Regions from separate parts of the Mus musculus genome. Here region 2 is linked to region 1. The links are chromatin contacts, found by Hi-C or POLR2A ChIA-PET in ENCODE. All regions are on one chromosome and are shown on one strand. Each heading gives the region's core, a stretch centred on a gene start or an enhancer-like site at or near the end of the contact. The rest is flanking DNA. Distances are from core to core; before and after follow the strand shown. Region 1 overlaps Gm36365 (a long non-coding RNA gene). Region 2 holds the start of Dennd4a (DENN/MADD domain containing 4A).

What was found. Hi-C counts contacts between places; a loop is a spot of excess contacts on that map. ChIA-PET counts read pairs that join two places held with the same protein, here RNA polymerase II (POLR2A).
Region 2: a loop to region 1 is called in a map of heart, with 2.6 times the contacts of the local background. The contact joins the promoter of Dennd4a here to the enhancer-like site in region 1. A Hi-C loop is called at or near these places in 11 of 37 maps with a recorded cell type or tissue (T-helper 17 cell, heart, left cerebral cortex and 2 more). POLR2A ChIA-PET finds 5 or more read pairs at or near these places in 2 of 5 experiments (Patski and embryonic stem cell).

What each region holds. Positions count from the first base shown.
Region 1 is chr9:64,774,014-64,777,171 of GRCm38, reverse strand. Gm36365 (a long non-coding RNA gene) reads right to left here. Exons shown (of 3, transcript XR_379558.3): 2 at 120-225. Among named protein-coding and RNA genes, the nearest start is that of Gm36365, 4.2 kb to the right of the region's middle. Within about 2 kb of position 1,536, at least 1 of the 3 ENCODE cell types and tissues checked has a DNase peak (open chromatin) inside an H3K27ac peak, as active enhancers do; it is heart, where a contact is called at or near this core.
Region 2 is chr9:64,809,538-64,812,390 of GRCm38, reverse strand. Dennd4a (DENN/MADD domain containing 4A) reads right to left here and starts at 1,380. Exons shown (of 35, transcript NM_001162917.1): 1 at 1,371-1,380; 2 at 805-1,051. It overlaps Gm36459 (a long non-coding RNA gene), which reads left to right and starts at 976. Exons shown (of 3, transcript XR_379559.2): 1 at 976-1,064; 2 at 1,289-1,445.

The sequences.
Region 1 (3,158 bases), core at 287-2,786:
AGGGAAGCAGGATTATTGTTCAGGGTTATCTCTGGCTACAGACTGAGTTTGAAACCAGCCCGGGATTCGTGAGAATCTATCAACAAAACAAAACCAAACCAGAAAACAGGCCCACGTACTTGGAGATTGTTGTAGGGCTCAGACCCCTGAGCAAACGCAGCTGCCAGCTTCATCAGAGCAACTCTGCCTGCTTGCAAGGAGCTCCAGGCTTATTCTCATTCCCTTCTATGAGGAGGAGGAGGGGAAGATACTGTATTCTTTTTTTAAAAATATTTTTATTAGGTTTTTTCCTCATTTACATTTCCAACGCTATCCCGAAAGTCCCCCATACCCTCCCCCCCAATCCCCTACCCACCCACTCCCACTTTTTGGCCCTGGCATTCCCCTGTACTGGGGCATATAAAGTTTGCAAGTCCAAAGGGCCTCTCTTTCCAGTGATGGCCGACTAGGCCATCTTTTGATACATATGCAGGGTACTGTATTCTTACCTGAGATTTCAACCACACCTCCCAGCCATTTGTCTGCCACTCTGTTCAATTGCACATGGCTGAAGCCTTGGAGGGCTGGGGAATTTTAATGGAAGGGCCTCTGCCTGGCTGGCTAGGAAGAAACCATCATCCATGCTCGGTAAAGACTTTTCAAAGCAGCTGCTCAGGAGTCGCCACACTCCTGTCAGTTGCCCCTCACACAGGCTCTATAAACGGGCTCCCGAAACTCATTGGTCCCCCAAGATGAACTTTGGTAGAATTGAACTTTGCTTTGCCATTGGCATTTTATGAGAAGGGGGGTAGATGTTGTGTACCCCCTCCCTGGGAAGTAATTCTCAAAATAGAGATCAACTAAAATTATAAGTGATTTTTTTTTACTGAGATATAACTCACATGTTATAAAAATTTATCCTCTGAGTATTTATCCTATTTTGAGTATTGGCATGAGCTTGTGCAGTCCTCACCACTATATAATTACAGAACATTTTCACCCCACCCCCAACCCCACCCCCAACCCCACCCCCACCACTGAAAACCTCCTCATATCCATTAACAATCTTTATTCCGTTTCCTCTCTAGCCCCTGGAAATCGCTAGTCTACTTTCTATCCCTTTGGGTTAGACCACTCTGAACATTCCATTCAAATGGATTCTCAAGATAAGCTATGTCTGGTTTCCTTCATTTAAAACAGTTCCAAGATACATCCAAATTGTAACATCAGCATTCCTTTAATTTATTTTGACGTGTGTGTGCATGTGTGTGTGTTTGTTTCTCGCATGTATGCAGGTGCCTGTGGATATCAGAAGAGGGTGTCAGATCTCCAAAATTGGAGTTACAGGCAGTTGTGAGCTACCCGTTATGTGTGGTGGGAACCAACTTGGGTCCTCTGCAGAAGCAGTATACACTCTTGACTGCTGAGTCGTCTTAACTCCCCACCCTTAGTTCATTTTTTTAAATGGCTGAGTGATTTCCCCATTGCCTTTCACTGCCAATCCGCACATCTGTTGATGCACATCCGATTGGGTTTTCCTTCCTGTCCACTAGGAAGAACACTGCTACAGGAAGGTTGTGGGTCTAACATGTGAAAATCAAGTTCTTCAAATGTGTTCTTGGGTCCCTGACTTCTCAAATTTGAGGAATACTGACCCAGGCTCACCCTTCTACTCAATCAATGAAGAAATTGTCAGATCCCACTCACAGACTCATGGGAGTGTCTCTGACTTAGACGGTGAACACAAGCTTGCTGGTTTTGTTTCTGAAGTTCCAAGAGTCATGCAAGAAGTCGTGCATGCTAGGTTGGGTGACACTCAAGGACAGGGGTTAACAGTAAGTCCCTTCCTCTGTTTCTCTCCAACTTAACTTTTGAGATGGAGTCTCTTATTGAACCTGTAGCTCCCTGATTCAGTTAAACTAGCTGACTGTCAACCCCCCAGTGTCACTGTGCCCCTACCTCCCCAGCACTGGGATAGCAGCTGTGTGCTGCCTGGCCCAGCATTTTTATGTGGCTTTTGGGGGGTCTGAACTTAATTAAGCCCTTAGGCTTGAGCAGCAAGCAATTGACTGACTGAGCCATCCCATACCACCCAGCCCCCATCCATTTTGCCATTTTTCTTATTTGCATAGAGTGGATCTCTTCATGTAGGGCTCTCTCAAGTTCTCTGTTTGGTTATGTGGAGGGCCACTGTGTAGCAGCATTGTTAACACTTAAATAGGGACATAACATTTGTCAAATAGGGACACAACATTTGTCGATTTAACTGGACGAAGTGTTTAATTCTCCTTACTCCTGGCCTGAATATCAATAATCATCCCTGGGGCTAAAAGCCAGTAGAATCACCTGGCCAAACATCCCCATTCAGCCACTTTTCCCAGAGTGGCCTCCCAGCGGAGCCATAGGGACAAACAAAGCTGTTGACCCAGTTTGAAGGCCTGGAAAATCACGTGAGTCACTGGGACAACAGAGCAAAGTGTCAGGCCCCTGAGAAACCAGACGCACAGTTTTCCAGTGCCCTTTGTGTCCCTCTAGGGTGGAACTGGGAGCCCCAGGGTGGCCTGTCATTTTTCACCAGCTGCTCCTCTGAGGGGTTTCTGAGTCCTCAGCCCCGTGACTGGAGCAGCAGGAACCCGCTTCTGTTTTCTTTCCAGCAGGCTGCACACACAGCAGTCTGGAGAGTGTTGGCTCCAGCTATAGGAACCAAAGCAAATGGGGAAACATAGAGGATGAGGCAGAGTGTAGTTTGGAGCAAGGCCACAGTCTCTCCCTGGGAAGGACAAGTTGAAGAAACGCTAAACGATTTAAACCGAAGATGGGGCATCCAAAGGCAATATTTTAAAATCAAACTGACATTAGCAAAGTGGGGCATTGCAAAAAGAAGGGGGAGAGCACCCAAACTACTTCAGAGTCTCTTGTGAGTTTCTGAAGACAATCTACCTAAATTATACACAGAGCTGGGGAAATGTGGTCAGAAAAGTGGTGCAGGGCTGGAGGGATGTCTCGGTGGTTAAGAGCACTGACTGCTCTTCCTGAAGTCTTGAGTTCAATTCCCAGCAACCACATGGTGGCGATACACTCTTCTTCTAGTGCGTGTCCGAAGACAGCTGCAGTGTATTCTTATGAATAAAAAGTAAATAAATATCTAAAAAATAAAATAAAACAAAGCTTGTGAAGAA
Region 2 (2,853 bases), core at 131-2,630, 35 kb before region 1:
ATAACTGTCCTATAAGACAAATAAAAACCGTCTCTACCGCTCTGAGGCCAACCATTCGTCTGAAGGAAAAGCACACTGGAGCAGCAACATCCAAGTTTCCCTTTACGTCCTGTCATTTAAAAGCACCATAAAAGAGATGTCGCTGCGACCCAATTCTAGGTCACAAGCTTTTTTGCCCCTTCTCCCCCTGCCCCCTCCTTCGTCTTTCCCCTCTAGAAAGAGATAAACTTCAAAAGGAGTGGTGATGACCAAGAATTGCGCGCGCGTGTGCACAGACACACACACACACACACACACACACACACACACACACACACACACACACACTGGTCAACTTGGACGCTGGCCGGGCTCACGTGGAACCTGAGCCCCAGCCGGGCCCCGGCATCTGGACTGAACAGCCGCGGGAAAGCAGCCCCCGCCGCGGGTTTGAAACCCAGAGCAGGTGGGATTCCGGGAAGCAACCTTACGTAACGAGCTTGTCAAAATCCCAGCTTCAGGACCTCCCCACCGTCCGCCCCCGCCCCATCACCCCAACAACAACAGCCCCAGGCCAGCACCAAATGGCCAGTCCGGAGGGACCCCCCCGGTGTCCCGCGCTCGTTCCCACACGGAGGCGCGCGAACGCCATCGACAGCATCTCGCCATCCTCCGGGACGGCCAGAGCCCCTCCTAGCAGCTGCCCGCGCCTAGCGGCCCTCCAAGTCCTATCACCCGGCTCGGCGTCCCCCTGCCAGTCACCTCCTCAGGGCCGTGACAGCTCCCTATGCCACCGATGCCCACGCCGCCGCCCCCGCCACTCACCTCCCCGCCGGCCCCCGCGCGAGCACCGGGAAGAGCCTGAGATGCAGAGTCTGATCCCCTCATGCGCGGCGGGCGGGACACGAGGGGGCTGAATGTCGCGGCGCTTGCAGCCAGCTTAGCTCATCTCCCGGCCCGGCGCTCCGCCCAGCCGTCTCAGTCAGACGGGACTCCCCCTCCCCGCGCGGTCGCCAAAGCCTCCGCCTCCTTCCTCAGCACCAGCCGCCGAACCCGCCGCGGCCGGCGCCATCTTGGGAGTGACGGTAAAGACATGGGGGCGGGGACTATGGCAACAAAAACCAATCACAGGCCGAATCTGACCCGAGGGGCAGGAATGGGCCGAGCTAGGGGGTGGGTCGTGGGGGGAGGGGACTAACAAGGGTCCCGCAAGTGGGCGGGCCGCTGGGTGGGGCTGTGGGCGGGGTGGGGCCGGGCTGGCTGGTGACGGCGAGTGTAGCTGGGGAAACGCGTCGTGGTTCCCCTTCAGGTTGGGAGATTCCGAGCCCCTGGCGAGTAAGAACAAGGCGCACTGTACCTTCCTCTTTCACAAGCATCCAGCTATGGCCAACAGACCTGCTTCTTCCTTCCCGGCACTGCTGCTTGGTGCAGTGGTCTGAGCTGAGATCCGCCCACCAAAGTCACTGGTATTCTGCAGAAAACCCCCTAAGCGGTTAGCAACCACCAGTAGCTTTCAGTCCCGAGACAGAGGTCAGGGAAAAGGGGGAATTCAGAGGGGTTCTCTGAAAAGCGCGTTGATAAAACAGCTATTGTTGATTGAAAGGGTGTCCATTACATTGATTAATTGGATATGGCCTACTTAAACTAGACTGCAGGTCTACTGTTAATGGCTATTGGCAAGATGCCTTTGAAAAATGTGGATAATAAAGGTTGATTACCTCTACAGAGTTACTCAGAAATGTAAAGTGTATGCCTAAAAAGTATTGAATAATGTTAGCTGGAATTCTATGAACAAATGAAGGAAGAAATAGGACCTTTTAAAAAAAAATTCCTCTAGGTTGAAGTTAATCTATGCAAAACAGGCTTCATCTTTATTGCCAACCGAGATTACAGTTTTATTTTATACCTCCACTCCTTCTCTTGGACTCATTCATCCAGACAATATTGTTGGAAAACCCAGCAGGGCTGACACACAACAGTCAGGGAACCAGAAAAGGTCTGCTTTGAGGGAGTTGAGGTCTAGTGGGAGAAGCTCAACAACAACAACAACAACAACAACAACCAAATATATTTAATGCTTGGAGAAGAAACATAAAAGTTCTAGGAAGAATTCTAGGTAGCAGATAACAGGGTGGTTTTTGAAACCAGAGTGATCAAGGCTGTGCCTCTCTGAAGTGCAGGAAGAAGCCAGTAATGGAAGAAAGGCCCCAGAGAATTGAGTAAAGCAAAAAGATCATGCAGAGAACCTGCAATAGGGAGGAGCTTGGCTTTTAGAACTGCGAGGAATCTGTGTTGATGAGAAATGTATTTTGCCTGGAGAAGCCTTCCATTAGATTAGAGAGGGAGTTGAGAGCTCCGTTGTATAGGGCCTAGAAATACAAGACTATCCTTAATTCTAACTGCAGGCCGAAGCCACTGAATGGCAAGTAGGGAACAAAGCAGCTGGGAACAGTGAGTGGTACTTGAAGAATGGCATCTATATTTATATTCTAGACAACATATGGACCAGAGAACCTGATTGAGAGGGTTTGTTTTTTTTTTTTTAAATCTAAGTTTGAGTCTCTTCAACACTGAGTTCACCAAATATAGTTCAAATTGTTTAAAAAATGTGTGGGCATCACATTATATTGTGTAGATAAAAATACACTAATTTCACTGAAAATTATTAAATAATACCATTGTTGATCCCCACACCCTCCCCCCCCCCTTTTTTTTTTTTTGTTTTGCTTTTCCGGGACAGGGTTTCTCTGTTCAGTCCTGGCTGTCCTGGAACTCACTCTGTAGACCAGACTGGCCTCAAACTCAGAAACCCGCCTGCCTCTGCCTCCCAAGTGCTGGGACTAAAGGCGTGCACCACCTCTGCCTGGCAAAAAC